Linked DNA regions of Homo sapiens: region 2 is linked to region 1. A link is an interaction called in ENCODE POLR2A ChIA-PET data of the cell type or tissue named here. Cell type or tissue: A673. All regions are shown on one strand. Each heading gives the region's core, and the rest is flanking DNA. Links, peaks and the distances in the headings are about the cores only. Region 1 overlaps INO80 (INO80 complex ATPase subunit). Region 2 holds the start of LOC105370789 (a long non-coding RNA gene).

Evidence for each region. ChIA-PET counts read pairs that join two places held together with the same protein. Peaks named below come from ENCODE experiments on the same cell type or tissue, not always from the same donor. Only the 100,000 strongest peaks of a DNase experiment are listed, where the experiment ranks them.
Region 2: POLR2A ChIA-PET joins it to region 1 with 11 read pairs; 3 of 35 experiments call an interaction of 5 or more read pairs at or near these places.

What each region holds. Positions count from the first base shown.
Region 1 is chr15:41,068,306-41,073,305 of GRCh38, forward strand. It overlaps INO80 (INO80 complex ATPase subunit), which reads right to left. Exons shown (of 36, transcript NM_017553.3): 12 at 3,544-3,753; 13 at 2,162-2,242; 14 at 1,265-1,360. Among named protein-coding and RNA genes, the nearest start is that of INO80, 45 kb to the right of the region's middle. In A673, for the core only: no CTCF peak of the experiment used is centred there; no DNase peak of the experiment used is centred there.
Region 2 is chr15:40,957,165-40,963,828 of GRCh38, forward strand. LOC105370789 (a long non-coding RNA gene) reads left to right here and starts at 5,325. Exons shown (of 4, transcript XR_007064601.1): 1 at 5,325-6,483. RefSeq lists an enhancer at 588-1,124. In A673, for the core only: no CTCF peak of the experiment used is centred there; no DNase peak of the experiment used is centred there; H3K27ac peaks cover 114 bases.

The sequences.
Region 1 (5,000 bases), core at 1-5,000:
GCACTTCAGGAGGCTGACATGGGTGGATCACCTGAGGTCGGGAGTTCGAGACCAGCCTGACCAACATCGTCAGTAGAGAAACCCCGTCTCTACTAAAAATACAAAATTAGCCGGGCATGGTGGCACATGCCTGTAATCCCAGCTACTCGGGAGGCTGAGGCAGAAGAATCACTTCAACCCTGGAGGCAAAGGTTGCGGTGAGCAGAGTTTGCACCATTACACTCTAGCCTGGGTAACAAGAGTGAAACTCTGATTAAAAAAAAAAACAACAGCTGTGTGCGGTGGCTCATGCCTGTAATCCTTGCGTTTTCGGAGGCCCAGGCATGTGGATCACCTGAGGTCAAGAGTTTGAGACCAGCCTGGACAACATGGTGAAACCCTCTCTCTATTAAAAATACAAAACAATTAGCTGGGCATGGTGGCAGACACCTGTAATCCCAGTTACTCAGGAGGCTGAGGCAGGAGGATTGCTTGAACCTGGGAGATGGAGGTTGCAGTGAGCCGAGATTGTGCCACTGCACTCTAGCCTCGGCGACAGAGTGAGACTCCATCTCAAAACAAAAACAAAAACAAGACATGTATTAAAAAAAAGAAATGAATTATTTACAATAGATTTAAATGAAAAGAGAAATGCCGTAAATGATAGGATGTGTACTGATGGTATGATTTGTCAAAAATCTATGTTAAACCAAATAAGGTAGATGTTTTCTACCGTGGCAGTTTGACCACGAGTATCCATTTATCAGGCTAAATGCAATATGCACTCATTGTTCCCAGCAGTAAGTTTTATAGTGATTATATGCAAGTTATTTTGGAACAATGTATATTTTTGTTTTTGTGACGGAAGGAGTCTTGCTCTGTCGCCCTGGATGGAGTGCAGCGGCACATTCTCGGCTTGCTACAACCTCCCTTCACTGCAACCTCCCCTCGCCCCCTCACCCCCCTGGCCCTGCCCCGTTCAAGCGATTCTCCTGCCTCAGCCTCCTGAGCAGCTGGGACTACAGACACATGGCACCATGCCCGGCTAATTTTTTTTTTGTATTTTTAGTAGAGACGGGGTTTCACCATGTTAGCCAGGATGATCTCGACTTCCTGACCTCGTGATCCACCCACCTCAACCTCCCAAAGTGCTGAGATTACAAGTGTGAGCCCCCAAGTCCGGCCAAAATTTAAAACTGTTATGAGTAATTAGTAGGGCAAGAAAAGGAGAGTCAAAAAGTTTATTTTAAAGAGCAATAGATGTTTTGGTTGGACTGATATTTACCTTAAATTTAGGAACAAATCTAGTAAACTCCTGGTGCCAATTGTTAAGTGTAGACGCAGGTGAAATTATTAAGAAAGGTCCCCAAATGTTCTCTCTCTGCAACAGAAAAACCCAGTCAGCCAACTACAGGAAAAGGGAAGGTATTTAATTCAAAATTATAATTAATGACAAGAACAATCTAAGAATAGGAAACAAATAACAAGAGAAACAGTGAGTAAATCCCAAATCTGCACATTCAATAGTAATATCCTATGTTAATAATAAGAACATAAAGACACACCTGAGAAAAAAATGGCAAGCAACTATTCCCTCTTCTGACCTCTTATAGGTCTTATCCACAAAGCATTCATGACACACTGACTTGTATGTATTGTTTTCTACTATACTAGTTATCCGACAATCTTGTAGTTATTTAATAGGTATAGAGCTTTTGCTTTTTTTTCAGTTTTACGCATTTTTAAAATTTAATTCTTATAAAATTCCTATAAAGTAGATAACGTCTCCATAGAAGAGGAAGAGGAAGAGGAAACTAAGCCTCAGAGAGTTAAGTTGAAAAAGAGGCTAAATTGCCCAAGTTTACACTGGTAATAAGAGTAGAGCTGAAATGTTAGGCAAGGTGTTCTGATCTAACTATATGGCCCTTGCCACTACACTGGTGGTAATTAATGCAGAGCGGAAAGGAGTGTCTCAAAATCACATGCTCAAAAATTGTCCTAGCCCTCTTAAAAACCAAAAAGTTATAAAACACTGTCCCCTTATAAAGCTCTGAGGCAAGAACCCAGTCCCACTATCTTGGAATGCTACACAGCTTAACATAGTGCTTTTAAGTGGCTGATTTTCAACAGAAATTACCCTAAATTCTAGAGAAATGAAGATAGAAAGATTGCATCTACCCACCTCAGCCAGATGGGCCAGAAGGGCAATGCTCTGTACTGTTTTACCAAGGCCCATTTCATCAGCAAGAATGCCATTAATACCCTGGGGAAAAAAAATACATGGTCAACACCTCATGCATTTCATCAAATAAAGTTCAACCTGTTACCAAAAAGAACGACCAAGATAACAGGCTTGTTTAAAGAGAAGTGACCAGAGATACTCAGCCTCAGCACTTTTACCCACTGCTATAGTAATTGCTTTTGCCAATGCTACAGCTACAACTATGAACCATGATACATGAGACAGGGCAAGGCCAATCTGTTAGCTAATACAACCCAGACACAAAAGCAATTAGATTTACCAAGTCCATATAAGACAAACCATAAGAAATACACAAATATTCTCCAGTAGGATCTCCAGGTTACAAAAAAACAAAAAGACATCAGCTGGGTGCAGTGGCTCATGCCCGTCCCGGCACTTTGGGAGGCCGAGGCAGGCATATCGCATGAGCCCAGGAGTTTGAGACCAGTCTGGGCAACATGGAGACAGCCCGTTTCTACAAAAAATACAAAAATTAGTCAGGCGTGGTGGCATGTGTCTGCAGTCCCAGCTATTCTGGGGGCTGAGGCAGGAGGGTCACTTGAGCCCAGGAGTTTAAGGCTACAGTGAGCCATAAACGCACCACTCCACTTCAGCCTGGGTGACAGAGTAAGATCCTGTCTCAAAAAGAAAGAGAAACAGAGACATCCTTCTGCCTCTTGTCAAAGGATATAGCTTTTTATTTTTTAATAAATCTACATTAATTTATTTTTAATTATACTTTAAGTTCTAGGGTACATGTGCACAACGTGCAGGTTTGTTACATATGTATACATGTGCCATGTTGGTGTGCTGCACCCATTAACTCGTCATTTACATTAGGTATTTCTCCTACTGCTATCCCTCCCCAGGATACAGCTTTTTAAAAGGGTGAAATCTAAAACATGATCTTGTACTCATTTCCTTTTTTTTTTTTTTTTTTTTTTTGAGATAGAGTTTTGCTCTTGTTGCCCAGGCTACAGTGCAATGGCGCCATCTTAGCTCACCGCAATCTCCGCCTCCCAGATTCAAATGATTCTCCTGCCTCAGCCTCCCAAGTAGCTGGGATCACAGGCATGCACCACCATGCCAGGCTAATTTTGTATTTTTTTTTTTTAGTAGAGATGGGGTTTCACCATGTTGGTCAGGCTGGTCTCGAACTCCCAACCTCAGGTGATCCGCCTGCCTTGGCCTCCCAAAGTGCTGGAATTGCAGGCATGAGCCACCGCGCTCAGCCAGATCTTGTACTCATTTCACAATCACATTGAACAAATGACTTTAGGAAAAGAGATAATAGAAGAGAATGACACGGTTCTAAAATTCACCTGTTCATATAGATTGGCCAACCAATTCATGCCTTTCAGTTGATAACCTTTCAATTTGCCATTAAAAATTGTGGGCTGTGGAATATCCTCACCAGCCCGGATAGATGGGTTAGCCAGGCTATAACTCTCCCCAAACCCAGTGCCAGACTTGTTTGCTGCCCGTAGGGCAGCTGCTCGACTTTCTTTTGCATCTTCATCAAATGACCTTGTCTGGAAAGTAAAAAAAAAAAAAATTAGAAAAAAAAAAAAGAGGAAAAATATTACATGAAAATAAGACTCAAGATAACAATATATCTACCCTGTGCTAAGAAAAATAATTGGAACAAAATTTCTCATAATCTGATAATATAACGTAGTATCATATGACATCATTTCTATAAAACATATTACTAATATTATTTAATGTAACAATTATATTAGAAATTGGGGAAGGTCACATTCGTCTATCTTTGACTTACACTCTGTCAATGTTAAATAGGGGCTCCTATGCAGTATATTAAAAACAGCAAATTTTTTACTTAATTCAACCTGATTGTAGTTTCTTTCTGATTTTGTTAAACATCACTATATCATACATAACAAAGAGCTTGGGCCAGGCGCAGTGGCTCACGCCTGTAATCCCAGCACTTTGGGAGGCCAAGGCGGGCGGATCACGAGGTCAGGAGATCGAGACCATCCTGGCCAACATGGTGAAACCCCGTCTCTACTAAAATAAAAAAAATTAGCTGGGTGTGGTGGTGCGCACCTGTAGTCCCAGCTACTCAGGAGGGTGACAAAGCAAGACTCCCGCCTCAAAAAAAAAAAAAAAAAAAGAATAAATAAATAAATAAATAACAAAGAGCAAGTTATTACTTAAGTGAAAGAAGGCATTAAATAACGTAGCAGTTTTTTGAAACCATGATATGGCTCTCTTAACAAGCCAAGAGTGTGGTCTTTTTCTTTTTTTTTTTGAGATGCAGTCTCAATCTGTCGCCCAGGCTGGAGTGCAGTGGCACAATCTCGGCTCACAGCAAGCTCCGCCTACCGGGTTCACGTCATTCTCCTGCCTCAGCCTCCCGAGTAGCTGGGACTACAAGCGCCCTCCGCCACCCCCGGCTAATTTTTTGTATTTTAGTAGAGATGGGGTTTCACCGTGTTAGCCTGGATGGTCTCGATCTCCTGACCTCGTGATCCACCCACCTCAGCCTCCCAAAGTGCTAGGATTACAGGAGTGAGCCACCACGCCCGGTGAGTATGGTCTTTTTCATTAAACATCTATGATACATTTCATACTGTATTGCCCATGATTACTCAAGAGAAAGAAAAAAAAATACAAACTGTTCTAACTTGAAATTAACACATTGCTAAAGCTAGAAAACTGAATATTCGTTTTTCTGCCTTTCTTCTAGTATCCCTACTAATCTAAAGTGAAAGAGACCCAGCTCCACCCCCTACACACAGCTACTCACACACATATA
Region 2 (6,664 bases), core at 997-5,996, 110 kb before region 1:
CTTGGGGACAGATCACAGCTCCAGGATCTCAGCCTGGGCCTGAGCTCCTCATCAGGAGTGGCCTCTTAGTGCTACTCAATCCCTGAACTTGCAGAATGGGGCAGACCCAAAATGACAGGCTCTAGCAGCAGAAGAGCTTGAGGCCAAGGGCTGGGTGTGGTGGCTCATGCCTGTAATCCCAGTACTTTGGGAGGCCAAGGTGGGAGAATCACTTGAGCCCAGGAATTCGAGACCAGCCTGGACAACACAGTGAGACCCCATCTCTATAAAAAATACAAAGGAAATTAAAAAAAAAAAAAGTGCCTTGAGAGTCCAACCCAGCCTCCTCCTCATTGCCCAGTCACCTCGGAAAAAGCCTTCAGCCCCCTGGGTACAAGTTCACTGTGAGGGGACGATGCCGTGGGATGATGTATGGGGCAGGCTGGGTGGTATGTGTTGCTGCTGTTCTTGCGGCTGGTGTCCTGGATTGGTCTGGGTGTCTCCAGCAGGGTCAACTCCGATCAGGTTGTGCAGCCGTTGTGGCTGGGGAGGGTGCCATGCCTGGGCCGTGTGCTCATGTCTTGGCGGCCTTGTGTCTTGGCCATTGATGGGAAGAGTGTGGAGTCCAGCCAGCTTCTTCTGGGTGCCTGGTGAGGGCAACACAAAAGGAGGAGGCAGCAGGTGGCAGGGAGCCCTGGGCAGCTGCCTCCTGTGTTTCCTGGGCCTCTTGCCAGACAGCCAGAGCACAGCCCTGCTCCATCCTGGGAGCTGATGGTGGGGAGGGCTGCTTGCCAGCTGCACGTAGGGGGCTTTCACCCATCAAGCCATTCGATCAGCAAGTATTTCCTTAAGCTCCCACTGTGTGCCATGCACCATTCCAGGCACGGGGATACAGCGGTAAAGAACTCCTCCTCCTCAAGGAACTTGGAGTCTAGAAACTGATGGTGACCATTCAGCGTGGAATGGGAGAAGAGGGCCTTGAGCACCCAGAAAGGGCTTCTGACTTGAGCAGGGCAGTCAGGGAAGGCCTTCTTGGCTTTCTTGGAGAGGGAACCTGAGAAGGGGCCTCTGAGGAACAGAGAGTAAGGGAACAACACGTGCCTGAGGGGAGGCAAGCTCAGACCAGCTGGAACAGAGTGGCCCGGACAGGAGACACGAGCCAGACAGGTGGCAGGACTGCCGGCCTGGTGAATTGCGCTGTGCCATGCTGCGGGGTGGCATTCCTCCTGGGTCAGTGGGGGCCTCTGGTGGATTCTGAGAAGGGCAGAGATGTGCTTAAGAGAGAACACTGGCTGAAGTCAGATTGGAGGAGAGAGGCCAGAGGGAGCTGTAGGGTGCCCAAGCTGAGGTGTGCCAGTGGGAATGGACAGTGGAGGGATTGCAGAATTGTTTAGGGGTGAGGTTGACAGCATTTGGTGGCTGGTTTGATGAGCAGAGTGAAAGGAGGGTAGAGACAGTAGGGCTGGGGCTCCTGGGACAGTGGCAGATCTGGAAAGAGTCGGGGGTAGATAGCCTTGCGTTTAAGTTAGGGGTGCCTGTGAGGGGAGGAATGACTTCTACGGGGATGTTCAGGGCAGCTGGATATGTTGGTGTGGGAGTCAGGAGAGAAAGCTGGGCTGGAGTTAGAGACTTGGGAACCATACATGTGGAGACTGGGCTTAAAGCCCTGGTAGGGGAGGAGAGGAGAACAGGGCCCGGCCAGGCCCTGAGGACCCCAGCCGCGGTGGTCTGAGCAAAGCAAGAAGAGGTGTCGGGAACAAGCGCTGGAGAGGTAGGCGGAGAACGAGGAGAGGGCAGGGTGAGGAGAGCCAGGGTGGAAGGTGTCTCCAGGAGGTGCACAACATGGTCATGTTGCCAAGATGGCCAAGATGTCAAGAGAAACGAGGACAGAAGAGTGTCCACTGGATGAAATGCCAGGGGGGGTCCCTTGTGGCTTCAGTGAGAGCAATTTCAGGAACAGTATGGAAAGCCACAAGGCAGGGCTGAGGGGCCAGTGGGAGGGGAAGCAGCTTTCAGGAAACATGGTTGCTAAGAAGAGAGAGAAACAGGGATAACTGAGGGCACAGGAGTTGCGGGGGTCTCAGGACCCCTTCACAAATGAAAAATTGTGGAGGACCCCAAGAGCTTTTGTTTATGTCGGATATAGTTATTAACATTTACTGTAGTAGTGCGGTGGCTCATGCCTGTAATCCCAGCACTTTGGGAGGCCAAAAGCGGGCAGATCACTTGAGGTCAGGAGTTCAAGATCAGCCTGGACAACATGGTGAAACCCAGTCTCTACTAAAAAATACAAAAATTAGCCAGGCGTGGTGGTGGGCACCCGTAGTACCAACTACTTGGGAGGCTGAGGCAGGAGAATCACTTGAACCCAGGAGGTGGAGGTTGCAGTGAGCCAAGATCGCGCCACTGCACTCCGCCTAGGCGACAGAGCAAGACTCTGTCTTAAAAAACAAACAAAAAAAAAGGTTTTCTGATTGTTTCTTTTCCTTTTCAGTTGGGAAAGACTTGAGCAGGGTGATGTTTGGGTTTCCAGCCTTAGGCCGCAGCATTAGGGAATTTCAGAGTTAGCAGGGGCTGCAGAATCATCCTATCTGTGCCTCTAGGGCATGCTCCTGGAGAGCCAGGAGTCGGTGGGAAGGATCGGCCGATTCATTGCTTTTTATTGAATCTACAACAGCCCAGGCCCCTTGGCCTCCCACTGCTGTCGGCAGCAGACAAACACAACCACCCCCGCACCTGGCCTGGGAAGGGTAACCGGAGCTCAGGGGTGGGCAAGGCTGGCTGGCTCTGGGGGCCTTAGAGAAGCGGTAGAAATCCAGTGGGTAGAAGGGGCATTCCGGCAAAGGAGAAAGGGCCACGCCGAGTGGCTGACGCTCTGGGGCGCTGGGGAGGAGGCAGGAAGCTGCTCTGGGGTCCGATGGTGGAGGAAATATTAGAGATTCTTTTTTAGAGAAGTTGACTTCTGTAGTGATGCTTGTGTTTTTTTCACGTTTTCCTTCCCACCGCAGGGTCTCTTGTTTGTTTTGTTCTTTTTCTTTGTTTTGTCTGCTTTAAGGTAGACTAGTGTCTTGTTCAGGCCCGGAGGCTTGTACTTGTAGCCAGAGAAAGATGGGTTGCTGGCGCAAGACGTGGTGGGAGTCTGCTGAGATGTTCCGGGCAGGTGTTGGCGAGGCCTGGAGGAAAGGCAGGAGCTGGGACGGTGGTGGATCTGCCTCCTGGCAGCCCACTGGAGATAGAGGCAAGCAGGAGGGAGGAGACTGGGGATCCCAGGATTTTGCCAAGAGGGTGGGGGTCTCTCATCAGCAGGGGACAGGGACTGTGCAGGACGATGTAGCCTTCGTGTACCTTTCTAGGGCTGGTGGGATTCTCTCCAGGTTGTCCCCCACTGGGCTACAGAAAGGACCCCATTCCTCTGGGGGCTGTCATGCCCTTGAAGAGGGAAATGTCAGTTGGAGAAGCAGAAGGTGTGGGAAGAAGGACCACAAATGGGGGAGACCCCCCGTTCCCCAGGCCTGGATCCGAAGAGGGATCGGATGCTCCAGGGCTGAGGCCAGGAGAGGGGAGGCAATGATCACGGGGCGTGTCCCAGATGGCCGGAGTGTGAGCAGAGGGCCCTGCTGCTCCCTGAGGGTAGGGCGACCGTGGACCCCAGCATGGCCAGGTCAGCCCTAGTTTACTCTGTTGTTCTGGAGTAATTATGACTTTGACTCTCAAAAGTGTCTCAGTTTGGACACTAAATTACATGATAGCTGTAGAGAATTGGGACACAGCAGGGTCACTTTATTAGTGGAGCTGGTGGCTGTCAGACGGGCTTGGCCAGAGCCTGCAGGAGCCTGTCCTCTACCCTTCACCACCAGCCCAGCGGCTGGGGCCCGGCTTAGGTCACAAAGCCCGGGTTGGCAGCCAGGGAAGGCCACCGTCCTCTATCCTTCCTCTTGCTGCCTGTGGAGAGTCCCCTGCAGGCCTGTCCTTCCTCCTCAGCCTGCCCTGGCCTCACCCTTGCCTCAGGCATTTCCTTGGGCGTGAGGAGAGCTGGACACGCCCTGAAGGCTCAGCCAGGTCCTCAGCCCTTCCTGGTGGCACCATCACCCCAGGGAACTCCTGGGGTATTTTCCGCGCCCCTGCCCCGCCCCACCACCCTAGCTGATCCTTCCTGCCTCTCCTCCTTCGCCTGGGACTCTGTGCTGCGCACTCCTGGCTCTAACCCCCTGTGCCTCTGTTCCTCGGCCTGGCACTGCCGTCCCCATTTTGGCTCCATCCTGGGTCCTGCCCCTTGCTAGGCCTCTGCCTGTGAGAGGTGACAGCGTGCTGGCAGTCCTCAGAGCCTTCGCTTGCTCTCGGCACCTCCTCTGCCTGGGCTCCCACTTTGGCAGCATTTGAGGAGCCCTTCAGCCCACCACTGCACTGTGGGAGCCCCTTTCTGGGCTGGCCAAGGCCGGAGCCCACTCCCTCAGCTTGCAGGGAGGTGTGGAGGGAGAGGCGCGAGCGGGAACCGGGGCTGCGTGCGGCGCTTGCGGGCCAGCTGGAGTTCCGGGTGGGCGTGGGCTTGGCAGGCCCCGCACTCGGAGCAGTCGGCCAGCCCTGCTGGCCCCGGGCAATGAGGGACTTAGCACCCGGGCCAGCAGCTGCGGAGGGTGTACTGGGTCCCCCAGCAGTGCCAGCCCACCAGCGCTGTGCTCTATTTCTCACCGAGCCTTAGCTCTCTTCCCGCGGGGCAGGGCTCGGGACCTGCAGCCCGCCATGCCTCAGCCTCCCACCCACTCCGTGGGTTCCTGTGCAGCCCGAGCCTCCCCGACGAGCGCCGCCCCCTGCTCCACGGCGCCCAGTCCCATCGACCATCCAAGGGCTGAGGAGTGCGGGCGCACGGCACCGGGACTGGCAGGCAGCTCCACCTGCAGCCCCGGTGCGGGATCCACTAGGTGAAGCCAGCTGGGCTCCTGAGTCGTGGGGACGTGGAGAGTCTTTATGTCTAGCTCAGGGATTGTAAATACACCAATCAGCACTCTGTGTTTAGCTCAAGGTTTGTGAGTGCACCAATCTACACTCTGTATCTAGCTCAAGGTTTGTAAACACACCAATCAGCACACTGTGTTTAGCTCAAGGTTTGTGAATGCACCAATTGACACTCTGTATCTAGCTGCTCTAGTGGGGCCTTGGAGAACCTGTGTGTGGAAACTCTGTATCTAAGTAATCTGATGGGGAGGTGGAGAACCTTTGTATCTAGCTCAGGGATTGTAAACGCACCAATCAGCGCCCTGACAAAACAGGCCACTCGGCTCTACCAATCAGCAAGATGTGGGTGGGGCCAGATAAGAGAATAAAAGCAGGCTGCCCGAGCTTGCATTAGTAACTCGCTCGGGTCCCCTTCCGGATTGTGGAAACTTTGTTCTTTCGCTGTATGTAATAACTCTTGCTACTGTAGCTCGCTTTTTGGGTCTACGCTGCTTCTATAAGCTGTAACATTCACAGGGAAGATCTGCAGCTTCACTCCTGAGACCACGAGCCCACTGGAAAGAACAAACAACTCCCGAAGTGCTACCTTATAGAGCTATAACACTCACCGCGAAGGTCTGCAGCTTCACTCCTGAGCCAGGGAGACCACAAACCCACCAGAAGGAAAAAACTCCGAATACATCTGAACATCAGGAGGGACAGACTCCAGACGGGCCACCTGAAAAGCTGTAACACTCACCGTGAGGGTCCGGGGCTTCATTCTTGAAGTTAGTGAGACCAAGAACCCACCAATTCGGGACACACTTGGACCATCCGCTTCCCAGGAAGCGTCAGCCCTGGGGTGCCCATGCCCAGAAGCCCACTCCAGCCCTGATAGTCGCCTCCCAGCTGAGCCAGGAACCTGGGGCTGAGCTCCATCCTCAACCTTAAAAACTTGTCATCTCACCTGTCCCGAGGATGTGCGGTACCTGCCCTACTTCTACCATCCTCACCCTACTCTTTTCCTGGGCTAGCGTTATGATGTCTAAACCTATCTATCATCCCGTTCTGTGCTCTGTATATTCATTTTCCACATAACGTAAAATGTAGGTCTGGCTAAGCCCCCTCCACATGGACAACGTGGGCCCTACTCTCCACAGACTCCAGCCACCTGCGACCCCTTCTGCCTCATGCTACGTGTGATCACAGCCTTTTCTCCTGTTGCTATCCTGACCGAGATGCTCCTCTAACAAGCTTGTCCACCCTTTCACACCCCTCAGCACACGCCCTGGCTTCATATGGCCGCCTGGTACCCTCCCTGCCGTTTCTGCCCAGATCTGTTCTGTGCCCAGCAGGTGTTATTGGCTTCATCTACTTGCAGGTCTGTCCTTACTAACTGGAACACCCCCGAGGGCAGGAACGGTTTACCCCAGCATGGAGCACAGTTCCGGGGCCCTAGGAGGAGCTCAGAGGACCTGTGGGAAATGTTCCCATGGGCAATGACTCCCTGAATGTAACGTCGTATGTCACCTTGGAGGGAAAGACCCCATAAAAACCTAATCATATTCAAGGGTAAGTGCCAGCTTGGCTCCCCAGGCTATTATTCAATCTGAAGGTTTATGTGCAAAGCACAGGAATGTGGGGCTGGAAGCCACATGGGCAAGGGCAGACCAGCCGGGCATGGCGCCCCTGGTGGGTGCCTGATTGCGGCAGCGCAGACCACGCTGCTGGCCCCCCCCCCCTCCATTTTGGA